2 separate regions of the Homo sapiens genome follow, and region 2 is linked to region 1. Evidence: chromatin loops called from intact Hi-C (ENCODE). Cell type or tissue: endothelial cell of umbilical vein. All regions are shown on one strand.

The links. Peaks named below come from ENCODE experiments on the same cell type or tissue, not always from the same donor. Only the 100,000 strongest peaks of a DNase experiment are listed, where the experiment ranks them.
Region 2: it touches region 1 in a loop (13-fold over the local background); 2 of 110 quality-filtered maps call a loop at or near these places.

Annotation. Positions count from the first base shown.
Region 1 is chr19:55,161,567-55,169,566 of GRCh38, forward strand. It overlaps DNAAF3 (dynein axonemal assembly factor 3), which reads right to left and starts at 5,047. Exons shown (of 12, transcript NM_001256715.2): 1 at 4,957-5,047; 2 at 4,763-4,851; 3 at 4,292-4,434; 4 at 3,804-3,897; 5 at 567-724; 6 at 77-259. The coding sequence starts at 4,847. DNAAF3-AS1 (DNAAF3 antisense RNA 1) reads left to right here. Exons shown (of 4, transcript XR_007067345.1): 3 at 2,978-3,234; 4 at 4,253-5,338. LOC124904795 (small nucleolar RNA U13) reads left to right here and starts at 5,605; the gene lies at 5,605-5,708. RefSeq lists an enhancer at 1-112 and a silencer at 4,427-4,658. In endothelial cell of umbilical vein, a CTCF peak has its summit at 4,636 (motif pointing left); DNase peaks (open chromatin) are centred at 4,605 and 5,135; H3K4me3 peaks cover 730 bases; H3K27me3 peaks cover 644 bases.
Region 2 is chr19:55,602,243-55,610,242 of GRCh38, forward strand. ZNF524 (zinc finger protein 524) reads left to right here. Exons shown (of 2, transcript NM_153219.4): 2 at 1-896. The coding sequence ends at 665. ZNF865 (zinc finger protein 865) reads left to right here and starts at 3,405. Exons shown (of 2, transcript NM_001195605.2): 1 at 3,405-3,490. RefSeq lists enhancers at 373-923, 2,027-2,578, 2,579-3,130 and a silencer at 3,174-3,673. In endothelial cell of umbilical vein, a CTCF peak has its summit at 4,169 (motif pointing left); DNase peaks (open chromatin) are centred at 3,169 and 4,089; H3K4me3 peaks cover 2,019 bases; H3K27ac peaks cover 1,729 bases.

The DNA of each region.
Region 1 (8,000 bases):
GACTCAGGAGGCCCCCAGCCCCTCCTCCCTCAGACCCAGGGGTCCAGGCCCCCAGCCCCTCTCCTGGGCCCCTCACCCCGCGGTCATGCAGCTTCATGCGCAGGTCCCAGTCGCTGACACCGCGCCGGGCGTCGTAGCGGGAGCCCAGGTAGTGGCGCAGGCGCGAGTCCCAGAGGCGGCTCATGGGGAACGCCTGGGGCCCTTTCTCGCCGCCAGCCCAGAAGCGGAATACGGCCTCCAGGGCATCCCGCTCGCGGAACTGCGGGGCCAGGCACGCGGTGGGACAGAGGAAGGCAGAGAGGGATGCAGGGAGAGCGGATTCTAATTGACCCTCTCTTCCATCCCAGAACAGGGGAACGATTCCCCCGTTTCTCGGATGGAAAAACTGAGGCTCCGAAAGCAGAAGCCACCTCCTGCCCCCAGGCCAAATCCCACAGTGGGAGTCGGGGAACTGGGATTCGAACCCCCTAGCCCGCCGCCTGCTCCATCAACGCACGTCCTTTGGACTGTGCGCTTCCATTATTCCCGCGGCCACCCGATCCCAGATGGAGGCCGGGCGGCGGCACCTTGAGGGCGCGGAGGCTGAGCCAGGGCAGCTGTTCCTCCAGGCGGTCGGGCTCGGGGACCAGGTGCGCCAGCAGGTCGGCCTGGGCACGCACGAAGGCGGCCACTGGCGGGCGCAGCAGCGCGTTCCCCCACACTTCCAGGAAGGTCTCGCTTCGCTCTACGGAGAGAGGGAGATAATTGCGGGAATGTGTGGAGGAGGGAGCCCAGAAATTACACCCTTAATATGTTATTATGTCATAGTCATCTAATGAAAACAATGAACCCCCGCAAACTCCCCACGCATCCCAAAAACTACATGAAGAACAGGGCCGGACATGGTGGCGGGCGCCTGTAATCCCAGTTACTCGGGAGGCTGAGGCAGGAGAATCGCTTGAACCCGGAGGCGGAGGTTGCAATGGGCCGAGATCATGCCATTGCACTCCAGCCTGGGCAACAGAGTGAGACTCCGCCTCTAAAATAAATAAATAAATAACCACCTAGAAGAGGGAATTAGAGTTGCAGATTCCACACTCACCGCAGACAGAGAATATTTGGGGGAAAAGATAACAACACAACAGTAAAAAATAATACAAATTGTAAAATATGGTGTAAGCATTTACATTGTATTACATATTATAGGTAATCTAGAGATGATTTGCGGTGTATGGGACCATGTGTACAGGCTATTTGTAAGTACATCTTTTTTGTTTTGAGACAGTGTCTCACTCTGTTGCCCAGGCTGAATGCAGTTGTGCCATCATAGTTCACTGTTACCTCGACCACCTGAGCTTAAGGGACCCTCCTCCTCCAGCTTCCCAGCTAGCTGGGGCTAGGCATTAGCTACCACACCCAGCTAATGTTTTATTTCTTTTTCTTTTCTTTTTCTTTTTTTTTTTTTTTTTTTTTTTTTTTTTTGAGACGGAGTCTCGCTCTGTCGCCTAGACTGTAGTGCAGTGGCGCGATCCCGGCTCACTGCAAGCTCCGCCTCCCGGGTTCACGCCATTCTTCTGCCTCAGCCTCCGGAGTAGCTGGGACTACAAGCGCCCGCCACCACACCCGGCTAATTTTTTGTATTTTTAGTAGAGACGGGGTTTCACGTGTTAGCCAGGATGGTCTCGATCTCCTGACCTCGTGATCCACCCGCCTCAGCCTCCCAAAGTGCTGGGATTACAGGCGTGAGCCATCGCGCCCGGCGGCTAATTTTTTTTTTTTTTTTTTTGTATTTTTAGTAGAGACGGGGTTTCACCGTGTTAGCCAGGATGGTCTCGATCTCCTGACCTCGTGATCTGCCTGCCTCGGTCTCCCAAAGTGCTGGGATTACAGGCGTGAGCCACCGCGCCCGGCCAATATTTTATTTCTTGTAGAGACGGGGTCTCACTATGTTGACCAGGCCAGTCTCAAACTCGTGGTCTCAAGCAGTCCTCCCACCTCAGGCTCCCAAAGTGTTAGGATTACAGGCGTGAGCCACCGCCCCTGGCAATACTATACAATTTTATAAGGGACTTGAGCATCCTTGGATCTTGGTATCTGCAGGGGTCCTGGAACCAGTCCCCAGTGTTACTGAGGGATGACTGTATATACCTTTGCATATAATATATATACACATAGACATACAAATAGTTTCATGTTAGTTGTTTAAGAACTTAATAGAAGAGAACTATGTGCCTTTAGTAAAATAGATCAGTTTAGTTCTAACTGTTTAAGAACTTTGAACAATCTGTACTGTGCAATGTACTCTGAATTCCCTGGGTCATTAATGACTGATATGGTTTGGATCTGTGTCCCTGCTTAAATCTCATGTTGAATTGTAATCCCCAATATTGGAGGCGGGGCCTGGTGGGAGGTGATTGGGTCACAGGGGCAGATTTCTCCCTTGCTGTTCTCGTGATAGTGAGTTCCCACAAAATCTGGTTATTTGCAAGTGTGCGCCTCTTCCCCACTGCCTCTCTTGCCCCTTTTCCTGCCGTGGAACAGATGCCTGCATCCCCTTCGCCTCCTGTCATGATTGTAAGTTTCCTGAGGCCTTCCCAGCCATACTCCCTGTACAGCCTGTGGAACTGTGAGTCAATTAAACCTCTTTTCTTGGGGCCGGGTGTGATCGCACCCGCCTGTAAACCTAGCACTTTGGCAGGCCAAGGCGGGCGGATCACCTGAGGTCAGCATCTCGAGACCATCCTGGCCAACATGGTGAAACCCCGGCTCTACTAAAAATACAAAACCTTAGCCGGGCATGGTGGTGCATGCCTGTAATCCCAGCTACTTGGGAGACTGAGGCAGGAGAATTGCTTGAATCCAGGAGGCAGAGGTTATGGAGAGCCAAGATCGTGCCATTGCACTCCAATCTGGGCAACGGGACAAGACTCTGCCTCAAATAAATAAATAAATAAACAAACAAACCTGTTTTCTTTTTCTTTCTTTCTTTTTTTTTTAGATGGAGGTTTTGCTTTTGTCGCCCAGGCTGGAGTGCAGTGGTGTGATCTCGGCTCACTGCAACCTCTGCCTCCCGGGTTCAAGTGATTCTCCTGCTTCAGCCTCCCGAGTAGCTGGGACTACAGGCGCCTGCCACCACACCCGGCTAATTGTTGTATGTTTAGTAGAGACGGGGTTTCACCATGTTGAGCAGGATGGTCTCGATCTCCTGACCTCGTGATCTGCCCACCTCAGCCTCCCAAAGTGCTGGGATTACAGGTGTGAACCACTGCACCCAGCCTCTCCTGGAATTTTCTAAGTGGCTCTAAGATGTATTATATTTAGCCCCATTTTACAGGTAGGAGGAGCTGAGGCTCTAAGATGGCAAATTACATCAGAGGGGACCATCATCAATAAATATATTGGATTTTTTTTTTCATCAGAGGTACCACACTGGAAAATACCAAACATTTTTGGTTTTTAGATGGAGTTTCGCTCTCTTTTTTTTTTTTTTTTTTTTTTTTTTGAGACGGAGTCTCGCTCTGTCACCCTGGCTGGAGTGCAGTGGCGCGATCTCAGCTCACTGCAAGCTCCGCCTGCCGGGTTCACGCCATTCTCCTGCCTCGGCCTCCCAAAGTGCTGGGATTAACAGGCGTGAGCCACCGCGCCCGGCCGGAGTTTCGCTCTTGTTGCCTAGGCTGGAGTGCAATGGCGCGATCTCGGCTCACTGTAACCTCCGCCTCCCAGGAAAATAACCAAACTTTTTAATTGTACCATTGAAATGCCAGAATCCCTCTAGGGAGGGGGAGGAGACCAGCGGTCAGAATGCCTGGGTCCTAGCAACAGACCTTGCAGCCCCATCTTCTCCGGTTCCTCCAGGGCTAGGCTGAAGATCAGCATGTGTCGGGCCACAGCTTCCAGATTATTCTCCAGCACAAAGAACTAGAAGGATGGACAGGGCAGAATAATTCTGAGACCTGTTTGCCTGGGTCCTAGGAGACCCAGGAGAGCAGGCCCTCAGCTCTCTCCTTCCACACACCCGAGTTCTGTACACCAGCCTCTTCCTTCAAACACAGAAGTCTGTGTCCCCAGAGCTCTCTTCCCTTCCATTACTCAGAAGACCTCATCCTCGAGCTCTTCCCCACTATAGAACCCAGGAGTTCCAAACCCCAGCCCCTTCCTTCCCCCAAGACGCATCGGTTCGCTCCCAGCTTCTGCCTCCCTCAGATCTAGGAGTCTCCAGCCCCTTCATTCCTGGACCTGAGGTTTTAGAATTTCAATCCCTTCCTCCCTCAAGGACTCGGGAATCTGGGCTCTCATCTTCATCCCAGCTCACGTTGAACCTCCTGCGAGGCCAGAACTTCGCTCGGGACAGGGTCCGCAGCAGGTGCCGTCCATCCACAGAGCCCAGAAGCAGCACATCTAGCTCGGGGTTGCTGTGCACTGTATCGGCCTGGGAGTCTGGGTCCACAGGAGGACCTGGCAAGATGACAGCTGGCTGGGGCACCATGGTGGTTGGCAGAGCGTCCACCGTAGCATCCCCTATAAAAAATGGACTACAAATCCCAGTAGGCGTTCCGCCCGTGGCCTAGGTTCTAAGGGGAGGTGTTTCCTCTGAGTATTCTGGGATTCGCAGTCCGCAGACAGGACCTCGGGGCTGCCCCTGGGAGCGCGCCCTCTGCCGCTGGAGCGTTGGAGAACGTTAGCGCCCCCCTTGCCACCGACGCTGGGACTACGAGCTCTAAAAGGCCGTCTGCTCAGGCTGGGAAGGCAGACGGTGTATCAGACCTTGCGTGCTGGGACTCACTTTCAGCCTGCAGGTCCAGCGCCGGGGACAGGCCCCACCAGGACACGGAGCCGAAGCCGCTGCCGGAGCCGGCAGGTGTGGTCATCACCCTGCGGAAAAGACATTCTGGGAATCGCACACATTGCCCGCCCCGCTCCCCTCTCACCGCCCCTCACTTCTCGCCCCTTTGCCTCCACATGATACCTTGCCCACACCTTTATCCTCCAAATATCCCGGGACGCCCCTTCCTCTCTGCTCAGTGCAGCACTGTGGACCCGCGGCACTCCACAACCGCTGCCCAGAGTCCCCGCCCTTTTCGAGGAATCAAGCAATGGAAGCATGTGGGATGGGACCACAGCGAGCAACTGACCAATGAGAGTGAGCGAGGCCCGCCCTCTACAAACTTTTGGCCAATGGGAGCACTGAGGGCCAGCCTTCCCCCACACCTAGGAGAAGAGGGCGTGTGGACGCGGTTGTCATGACGACGGCGCCGGCGGGGGAAGGGGCGGTGCTAGAACAGGTTGGGGCGGAGTCAGGGTCGGTCCAAATTTCTGGAATGGGGGAGGCCTGGGCTGATTAAAATTGAGAGTGAAGGGAGCTTAATCTTATTTCTTGTTTTTTGTTTTTTTGTTTTCTTCATATGCCTTTGCTCATACGTAACGGAATTTTCATCAATTCAAATAAAGTGAAGTGTCTAGACTTTAGATGGCAGGCTTCTGAGCCCGCTCCCCGCCCCAGCACAACGTGGGCTCTACCACACAGAACAGCCCACAGGTGGGACACTGATGTGCAGGTCATTAAAAATTCAGGGATTTGTGAGCTGGTTATTGTTACACGAAGCCATAATTTAAACTTACAGCTAGATCCTTTTGTAGTTTCTAAGCGGGATGATTGGGTGTTCACGCGCATGCGTGAGATGTGCCTCCCTCAAACCTTGTTACGACATCGGCACATTACTCTTCTGACATGAACAAAAAAATTACAGGTAAATTCTGTAATCGTACAGTTAAATCAACTGCATTAAAATAAGGGTAAGTCGGCCGGGCGCTGTGGCCACGCCTGTGATCCCAACACTTTGGGAGGTCAAGGTGGGCAGATAACTTGAGGTCAGAAGTTGGAGACCAGTCTGGCCAACATGGTGAAACCGCGCCTCGACCTTAAAAAATACAAAAATTAACCGGGCGTGGTGGCACGCACCTGTAATCCCAGCTACTCCGGAGGCTGAGGCAGGAGAGTCTGTTGAACCTGGGAGGCAGAGGTTGCAGTGAACTGAGATCGCGCCTCTGAACTCCAGCCTGGGCGACAGAGCAAGACTCTGTCTCAAAAAAAAAAAAAAGAAAAACCAAAGTCTGAATGAGGCACATCTCTAGATCACCCCAGCACCCAGCACTGGGCTCAGCGCCCAAGGGGACTTGGCTCTCTGCCTCCTCTCCTTGCCCAGACACATGAGCTTAGACCAGTCACCCTTTCTGAGCCTCAGTCTGCTGCTCTGTGAAATGGGAATGTAGCGTGCAGCGGGCAGAGGTGCAGCGGATCTGCCTCCTGAGGGCAGATCTGGGCACTGGGAAGACAATACCTACTGGGGAAACGAAGGTTGAGACCTCAGACATTCCTGCAGAATCAGGCTGGCTAACCAGCCCCTTCCAGGCCAGCTCTAAGCCTGCAAGAGCCCCAGATCCTGGGTTTCTCTCTGGAGAATTAATGCCTTTCCTCCCTATTTCTCCCACTCTCCCAACAAATTCTCAGCAAAGGAACCAGAGTGACATTTTTTTTTTTTGAGATGGAGTCTTGCTGTGACACCCAGGCTGGAGTGCAGTGGCGCGATCTCGGCTCACTGAAACCTCCGCCTCCCGGGTTCAAGCGATTCTCCTGTCCCAGCCTCCCAGGTAGCTGGGACTACAGGCATTTGCCACCACACCAGCTAATTTTTGTATTTGTATTTTATTTTGTGTATATATATATATATACACACACAAAATAAAATACAAATATATGTATATATATTTATATATACACAAAATAAAATACAAATATTTTGTATATATATACAAAATAAAATACAAATATACATATATATACATATATATATATATATATATAGAGAGAGAGAGAGAGAGAGAGAGAGAGAGAGAGTTTCACTCTTGTTGCCCAGGCTGGAGTGCAATGGCGCGATCTCGGCTCACCGCAACCTCCGCCTCCCGGGTTCAAGCCATTCTTCTGCCTCAGCCTCCCGAGTAGCTGGGATTACAGGCAGGCGCCAGGACGCCCGGCTAATTTTGTATTTTTTGTAGAGACAGGGTTTCTCCGTGTTGGTCAGGCTGGTCTCCAACTCACGACCTCAGGTGATCTGCCCGCCTTGGTCTCTCAAAGTGTTGGGATTACAGGTGTGAACCACCGAGCCAGGCGATTTATTTATTTATTATTTTTTTTTTAGAGACGGAGTCTTGCTCTGTCGCCCAGGCTGGAGTGCAGTGGCACGATCTTGGCTCACTGCAACCTCCGCTTCCCGGGTTCTAGCAATTCTCCTGCCTCAGCCTCCCAAGTAGCTGGGATTACAGGCGCACGCTGCCACGCCCAGCTAATTTTTTGTATTTTAGTAGAGACGAGGTTTCACCGTGTTGCCCAGGCTGGTCTCGAATTCCTGAGCTCAGGCAATCCACCTGCCTTGGCCTCCCAAAGCGCTAGGATTACAGGCGTGAGCCACCGTGCCCAGCTCCAGCGATTCTTTTTTATTTTTAGTAGAGACGGGGTTTCACCATGTTAGCCAGGCTGGTCTCGAACTCCTGACTTCAAGAGTTCCGCCGGCCTCAGCCTCCCAAAGTGCTGGAATTACCGGTGTGAGCCACTGCACCTGGCCCAGAGTGATCTTAAACATAAATCAAATAATGTCTCCCACCTCTTCAAATCCTCCAAAGTCTTCCCGCTGCACCTGGACACATTCCCCGCTCCTTAGCTTGGCTCCCTATGCCCTATGCAATCTGCAGTCATCCACCCCTGAAGCCACATCAGCCTCCTGGCTCCTTGGAGAACACACCAAGCCGTTTGAACCCCAGGGCCTTTGCAACTTGGGATTCTTTTGCCTTAAATTATCTTCCCCCTCATCTTTGTTTTCTATATATTTATTTTTGAGACAAAGTCTTGCTCTGTTATCCAGACTTGAGTTCAGTGGTGTGATCATAGCTCACTGCAGCCTCAACCTCTCAGGCTCAAGCAGTCCTCCCACCTCAGTCCCCTGAGTAGCTGGGACCACAGGCAAGTG
Region 2 (8,000 bases), 440 kb after region 1:
GGACACTCAAGGCCTCCCTCCCTCGCAAGCGGGGCCGCCCCCCCAAGTCAGGGCAGGAGCCCCCACTGGTGCAGGTGCAGGGGGTGACAGCCCCAGTAGGCAGCAGTGGCGGGAGCGACCTCCTCCTGATCGATGATCAGGGTGTGCCCTATACGGTCTCTGAAGGTTCAGCGGCTGGGCCTGAGGGCTCTGGCCCCAGGAAGGCCCCACACTTCTGCCCGGTGTGCCTGCGGGCCTTCCCCTACCTCTCCGACCTGGAGCGCCACAGCATCTCGCACTCAGAGCTGAAGCCGCACCAGTGCAAGGTTTGCGGCAAGACCTTCAAGCGCTCCAGCCACCTGCGGCGGCACTGCAACATCCATGCCGGCCTGCGGCCCTTCCGCTGCCCGCTGTGCCCCCGCCGCTTCCGCGAGGCGGGCGAGCTGGCGCACCACCACCGCGTGCACTCGGGGGAGCGCCCGTACCAGTGCCCCATCTGCCGGCTGCGCTTTACAGAGGCCAACACGCTCCGGCGCCATGCGAAGCGCAAGCACCCGGAGGCCATGGGGGTACCCCTGTGTGCACCAGATCCAGGGTCTGAACCGCCGTGGGACGAGGAGGGCATCCCGGCCACAGCAGGGGCCGAGGAGGAGGAGGAGACAGAGGGGAAAGGGGAGCCGGCCTGACCCACACCCCCGGCCATCGCTCCCTGGGCCAGGTTTAGAGCAGGGAGTTTGGCTGGTGCTGGGCCTGAGCCAGGGGGCCGGGACACCCTTGTTTCCGGTGGTCTTCCCGTTGTGGGAGCAGGTGGAGGGTGGAGACCTAAACTTTGGGGTCCAGCTGCCTTCAGCCCCCCTCCCCCAGACTAACAGACCCTTGGAGGCAGGGGCTGTGGAAATAAATCTCTGCCTGCTGGCTGCCTGTGTGTGTTCCGTGCCGGGATGCCATCCTCTCCTGCCTTCAAATGTTCTTCCTCGGCTACACCGTCCTGTCGGGAGTGCGGGGAATTGGAGAGGACCCCACTTCCTGTGCCTCATGAGCGTGGTGCTCGCCAAAGAATGGTTTTGGGGGGAACCTTGGCCCCTTCCCCATCTCCATCAGACCCCAAAGTCCATGGGTCCCTCGGAGTCCGCGGGGAATTGGTTCCACGAACCTCGCAGATACCAAGATCTGGGCATACACAAGTCCAGCAGTGGGCCCTGCGGAACCCGCGGATGTAGGAAAATCCGCCCTTCGTATACTGTATGTTCCACCGGTGTTTGGGTGAAAAAACGTCCGCCTCTCAATGGACCTGCAGTTCAAACCCCTGTTGTTCAAGGGTCAGCTGTATTCCCAGTACACATCCAATCTAACTAAAAACATTGAACCTTCCATGCAGACCTGACTGTAGGTCCGACCGCCTCTCTCCTAGCCAATTCCCAGAAATTCTGCAGCCACTTTGCCCCACCTCCTTGTCCTGAGGACCTACTGTTTGGAAGGAAAAATTAAGACAAAGGTATGAGCAGGACGGTCTGGGTAAGGTTTAGAGATAAGGGGTGTGGATTGGGGCGGGGCTAAGGAGCGAGGGGTGGGGCTGAGATTGCGGGGCAGTTAGGCTGGGACCTGGGGCGGGGGCTTAGAAGAGGGTTAGAGTTGGGTGGGGCTTAAAGAGGTTTAGGGGTTGGTCCGCAGAAAGTGAGAGCGGTTTAAAGAGGATGGATAGAGTTGATCTAATAGAGAGTAGGGGCTTGGAGCTGGGGAAGAACAGGAGGAACTGCGTGAGAGTGGGGCAAGGAGGACGGATAATTTTTTTTTTGAGACAGGGTCTCGCTCTGTCATCCAGGCTGGAGTGCAGTGGCCCTATCACCGCTCACTGCAGCCTCGACCTGCCAGGCTCAAGCGACCCTCCTGCTTCAGCCTCCGGAGTAGCTGAGACTACAGACGGGCGCCAGCATATTTAGCTAATTTTTTTTTTTTGAGACGGAGTCTTGCTGTCGTCCAGGCTGGAGTGCAGTGGGGCAATCTGGCTCACTGCAACCTCTGCCTCCCGGGTTCAAGCAGTTCTCTCCCTCAGCCTCCCGAGTAGCTGGAATTACAGGCGCCCGCCACCACGCCTGGCTAATTTTTGTAATTTTAGTAGAGACGGGGTTTCACCATCTTGGCCAGGCTGGTCTTGACCTCCTGACCTCGTGATCCACCCGCCTCGGCCTCCCAAAGTGCTGGGATTACAGGCGTGAGCCACCGCGTCCAGCCTAATTTTTGTATTTTTTTTTTTTGTAGAGACGGGGTTTTGCCATATTGCCCAGGCTGGTCTTGAACTCCTGTGCTCAAGCAATCCGCCTGCCTTGGCCTCCCAAAGTGCTGGGATTACAGGCGTGAGCCACCACGCCAGGCCAAGAGAACGGATTTTAAGGTGAGGGGCGGAGCTTATAATAATTCAGCTCTGAGGTGGGCGTGGTTCAGGGCCGAGGGCCGGGGGCCGGGGCTTAAAGGAGAAACTCTGAGGGAACAGGGTATTGGAGGTGGGACTTAGAAGGTGCTGATGGGGGCGCACGACTGCTATGGAGGCGATGGGGAGAGAAGGAAGTACTTAATCTAAGGGAAGTTCCTGGGAGAGTGGAAGCTTAGCAGGAGGGGCTGAATGGGTCTGGGTTTGGCTGTTTGGGATGGGGCTGAGTTGGGAGCCGGGATTATAGCGATTATATGAGCGGGCAGTGTCAAGTGTGGTAAATCCATGGCTCTTGACCAGCATGCAGCAGAATCAGAGTATTTCAAAACACGGATCCCTAGACCCCCAACCCCAGGGCTTCTATTCCGCATGGTCTGAGCAGGCAGCCGGATGCTGCTGGCCTCCCAACTATCCTTGACAACCACCGATTTAAAAGAATGCTTTAGAGGTGGGAGGCACTCAAAAGTCACGAGGTGCAACTTAAATGCTATGGGGTGAAGGGGCGGGGCTTGGATGGAGGGGGCGGGGCCTAGGGAGGGGTGAAGTTCCAGAGAGTGGGAGCTTGGAGAGGGGGAAGAACAGGAGAAACTGCATGAGGGCGAGGGGACGAAGACAGACTTTGAGGCAGTAGGGGGCTTATAATCACGCTGTGAGATGGGCGTGGTTCAGGGCCAGGGGGCGGGGCTTCAGTGTGAGACCCGAGCCGGAGGTGTGGCTTAACCGGACGCCCAGAGCGTGTCGCGGGGTTCCCGTAGAAGAGGCGGGCATTCAAAGCGCAGGCGCACCTGGCTCAGTTCGCCCACCGGAATCGGCCCGGGCTTTCACTGCTCGCGTCCCCGAGTCAGTGCGCAAGCGCATTTCCCCCCTCCTGGTCCCCGCCACCGCCTCCTCTTTCCGATCCTCCACGCCGGCGCCTCGGGAACGGGCGCGACTTCCGCTTCCGGGCGGGCGGGCAGGCGGGCGGTGCGGGGCTGCCGGGGAGGGGGGAGGGGGCGGCACTTCCGGTCGGGCCCTCGGGTCTCCCCGGAGCGGCGGCGCCTCCTCCGCCTCCTCGGCCTCCTCCCGGCGGAGACCCCGGCGCCGGTGAGTGACGGGGTGCGTGGCCCGGGGGCCCGGGTGCAGCGGGGGCGGGGGGCCCCGCCCTGGCCCGCTGTGGTCCCCAGAACGTCCCCCAACCCCTAGCAAGTCAGTGCAGCTCCCGCCGGGCCCTTGCCAAGGGACCCCCAATCACTGCTCCCCGGTAGGATCACTGCAGATAGCTCCCCCATGAACGCCCCCAGCTAGGATGGCTGCCAAAGCGCTTTCATTCGTGGCGATCCCCTAAACGGCTGCCAGGGCCCCCAAATGATACCTCCTCGTAGGATCCCCTCCACATAGCGCTCCCCGTCATTGCTTCCTCCAGGTCAGCCTCCAGATGCCATCAGCATTGCCCCTCCCCATGTAGGGCAGCTGCTCGTGAACCCTCTTATTAGTATCCTCTATATAATTCTCCCCAGAGTGTTTCCTTAGTGCCTTGCAGCAGAACTGTCCCCCGTTATCTCTGTCCATACAGCAACAGCCCCCAATGGCCCTGACCACCTCCCTCCCCAGCAGAACGCCCCTTCGTGGGTGTGAAAATACTTTCTATTCTGGTCAGCACCAAGAATGCCTTTTTCCCTTCTGCAGGTCCTCCAGTGATTCCCCTTAAGAATGCCCCTTTCAAAGCCACCCCCCCATCGCAGCGGCACAGCTCCCTCTAGAGTTCCTTCACACTCACATCCTCTCCCGCCTCAGGTAGAAATATCCGCCTGCTTAGCTCCAGGCTCCCATGACATACTCCCGTACCTCCTCTCACCCCACCCTCATCGCGGTCAGCCCGTCTTCATTACTTCTGCCACAGAACAGTGTCCCGCAGTGAGGCGGTGAAGCCTTCCTTCCCAGAATGTGCCTCATCCTCTTCCTATGGCGTGAACAACTGTTGCCCTGACCTGCAGCTTCTCACCCAGCTCTCAGGCTATCGTCCTGGACTCCCTAGGGAAGACCCTGGACTTCACTAGGGTGTGACTTCTTTTCTCGTAGGCATTCCTTCTGCGTTGAACGCATATTCACTATTCTAGCTGAAGGGTATAATATACAGCCACGAAGGGGGTCGATACACACAGTGTTCTCACTGTGCGGGGTCTCACAGTCTAGTTGATCAGACACGAGTCGACAAAGATACACGGGGTTTTGTGGGTTCTCTGAGAGCCTGATGAACTACTTTAGAGGTGAAAGCTGAATTACAAGTGGCAGCTTAGCCATGCAAAGATCTGGGTGAGCAGGCAGCAAGAACAACAAGTGCAAAGGCCCTGAAGTGGCGGTGAGCACGGTGAGTGGAGGAGCAGCAGGGGAGGCCGGTGAGGGTGGAGTGGAAGATTTGAAGGCAAGAACAAGAGGAAGGAAGCTTTGGTCTCAAAAGGCTTTGGAGGTGAGGGCACTGGGATAAATTATCTAGCCTTTGTCAGCTCTACCGAGCCCAGAATGTTCTTCATTCATTCATACGTTCATTCGTAAACACTGGTTGAACAACTGTTTAATGAGCACCTACTTTACATTGGGGGTACAACAGAGAACAAAATAGACAAGAATCCCTGTCCTCATGGAGTGGATATGCTAGTTGAGGGGGCAGATGATTAAAAGACAAAATACAGGCCAGGCGAGGTGGCTCATGCCTGTAATCCCAGCAGTTGGGAAGGCCAAAGTGGGAGGATCGCTGGAGGCCAGGAGTTCAAGACCAACCTCGGCAACATAGTGAGACCCTGTCTTTACAGGAAAAAAAAAAAAAAAAAAAAAAAGCTGGGTGTGGTTGGTGGGCACCTGTAGTCCCCAGCTATTCAGGAGGCTGAGGTGGGAGGGCTGCTTGAGCCCAGGAGTTCGAGGCTGCAGTGAAAAAAAATAAAAACAAAAACCAAGAGTATATGTGCGTGTTCAGAATATCACGGGATAAAGAGATAGACCTGGGGGGCTGTGGTTCAGGATGGCCTCCCCCAGGATTTTCCTATGTCTTGTCATCTTGTCCCTCCCAAAAGCCACACACCAAAAAGTTATACAAGAGTAAAAATTCCCCTTCTCCTGGACAACTGTGGCCCACTTGGGGGCTGCTCTTAACAGCGCCCTAACCCCAGGAGCGAAGTGATTGGGAGGATGAGCCCTGGATTCCACTAGGGTTCACAGCTTTGAGCAAATCACTCCCTCCTTTCCTAGCCTCATTCATTCACTTCTTCAAACAAAAATGTATCAAGCCAGGAACTGTTGTAGGTCCTGGGGATGGAACAGTGAGCAAGAGATAAAAATCCTTGCCTTCAGGAAGCCGATCATCTGGATGGGGAGACCAACAAAATCAAGGCAAAGAAGTAGATTATGTGAGGTTATAAATGATGCTGAGCAGTAAGGAGAGAAATGAAGCAGGGTTAGGGAGATGAGGATGTGGGCCTGGGTGACAGGTCATTGGTTACTGAGAGGCTCATTGAGAAGACAGTTGACCAAAGATGGGGAGGAGGTGAAGGGGTGAGCGAGATGGTTGCCTGAGAGTCAGAATATTACAGGCAACAGCAACAGCCAGCGCAAAGGCCCTGCAGCAGGAATAGAGTGGGCACATGGGAAGAGCAGCCAGGAGACTGTGGAGGTCATTGTAAGGACTGTGGCTTTTTTTTTTTTTTTTTTTGAAAAGGAGTTTCGCTCTTGTTGCCCAGGCTGGAGTGCAGTGGTGTGATCTTAGCTCGCTGCAACCTCCGCCTCCCGGGTTCAAGTGATTCTCCTGCCTCAGCCTCCCGAGTAGCTGGGATTACAGGCATGTGCCACCACGCCCAGCTAATTTTGTATTTTTAGTAGAGATGGGGTTTCTCCATGTTGGTCAGGCTGGTCTCAAACTCCCGACCTCAGGTGATCCGCCTGCCTTGGCCTCCAAAAATGCTGGGATTACAGGCGTGAGCCACCGTGCCCAGTCAGGACTGTGGCTTTTGAATGAGATGGGGTTACTGTTTGGTTTGGGACCGAGGATAGACATGCTTTGGTTATAGTCCTCCTGTCAGTAAAATGGGAATAATAATAACACATTTGTTGTGAAGTTTGAATGAAACAAGCCACATAAGGCACCTAAGTACAATGCTTGTTAGAGGTCAACAAATGTTGGTGACTTGTTCTGGTCTTGGGTCAAGCCAAGAGACTTGGGATTTGTTGGCAGGGAGATGGGTGGAGCAATGCATGTTTCCAGTATGAAGTGGGATTGGGGGCGGGGGTCCTCCTTCATTTTGGAGGGAGAAATACCGAAAGACAGCATGTGATGGGACTCTGGAGCCTTGCTGCCTTTCTTCAACCACTGGCCCTGCCACTAGTTAACAATGTGACTTTAGAAGTTTGTTTGTTTGTTTTTGAGAAACAGAGTCTCACTCTGTCACCCAGGCTGGAGTGCAGTGGCGTGAGCTCACTGCAACCTCTGTGTCCTGGGTTCAAGCAATTATCCTGCCTCAGCTTCCCCACTAGCTGGAACTACAGGTGTGCACCACCACACCCGGCTAATTTTTTTATTTTTAGTAGAGACGGGGTTTCACTATATATTGGCCAGGCTAGTCTCGAACTCCTGACTATAGTTGATCCACCCACCTCGGCCTCCCAAAGTGCTGGCATTACAGGCATGAGCCACCATGCCTGGCCTGACTTTGGAAGTTTAATTTATCTCTCTGGCCCTCAGTCTCTTCCTTTGTATTTCAGAGTCAATGCTTGTAACCATCTTCTAGGGTTACTGGGAGGATTCGTTGAGCTCACACACATCAGAGTTACAAGAGTGCTGGGCTGGTAGAAAGCACACATCCAGTGTTATATGCGCACGTTACTCTTTATTAACAAACCAGAATTTCATCACAAGGCAGCGTTGTTGCAGCAGAACGGCCCACAGTCTGGCATCAGAAAGACCTGGAATCAGTTACCTGCTTTCCTCTTTATTGGCCACATGACCTTGGAGGAATGCCTTCCCCATGCTGCTCCTCAGTTTCCCCACTTATAAGATGGGCCCAGTCATGGTACAGGACTGTGCTGCCTCCAGGCAATAACAAATATCAAACTGGTCAAACAATAAATGTGAACCGTTAATACACTTGCTGTGGGACTCCTGTCCCTTGGTGGTGGTGGTGGAGGGGTGGGTCCCTCCCCATCATGCTTCTCTCTGCATAAAACCCTCCTATGACATCCCCTCTTAAAAAGATACCAGTTTAGGCTTGAGTTGTATGAAAGAGGGAATGTTTCTGGTTTCCTAGTGGAGATTATCATAAGCCTGATCAATTCTGTCCACCACTGATGTATCCCCTTCAGCATCTCCACACCCTGCCCTCAGTGCCCTCCTCATAACATCACTGTCCCCAGAATTGCTTCTCCCAGGAATTCCTGGGATCATTTAGCTCCATTTCTGCTACATGTCCCCCTCCGTTCCTCTGGGAGTTTGATCAGCTTAGTCTCATCGCTTTGTTCATTCCACAAATACCAAGATAGACATTCACAGCTGTGCATTTCCCTCTGAGCATTGCTTTGGCTGCACCTCCTCAGCTTTGGTATGTTGTGTTTTCATTTTCATTAATTGCTA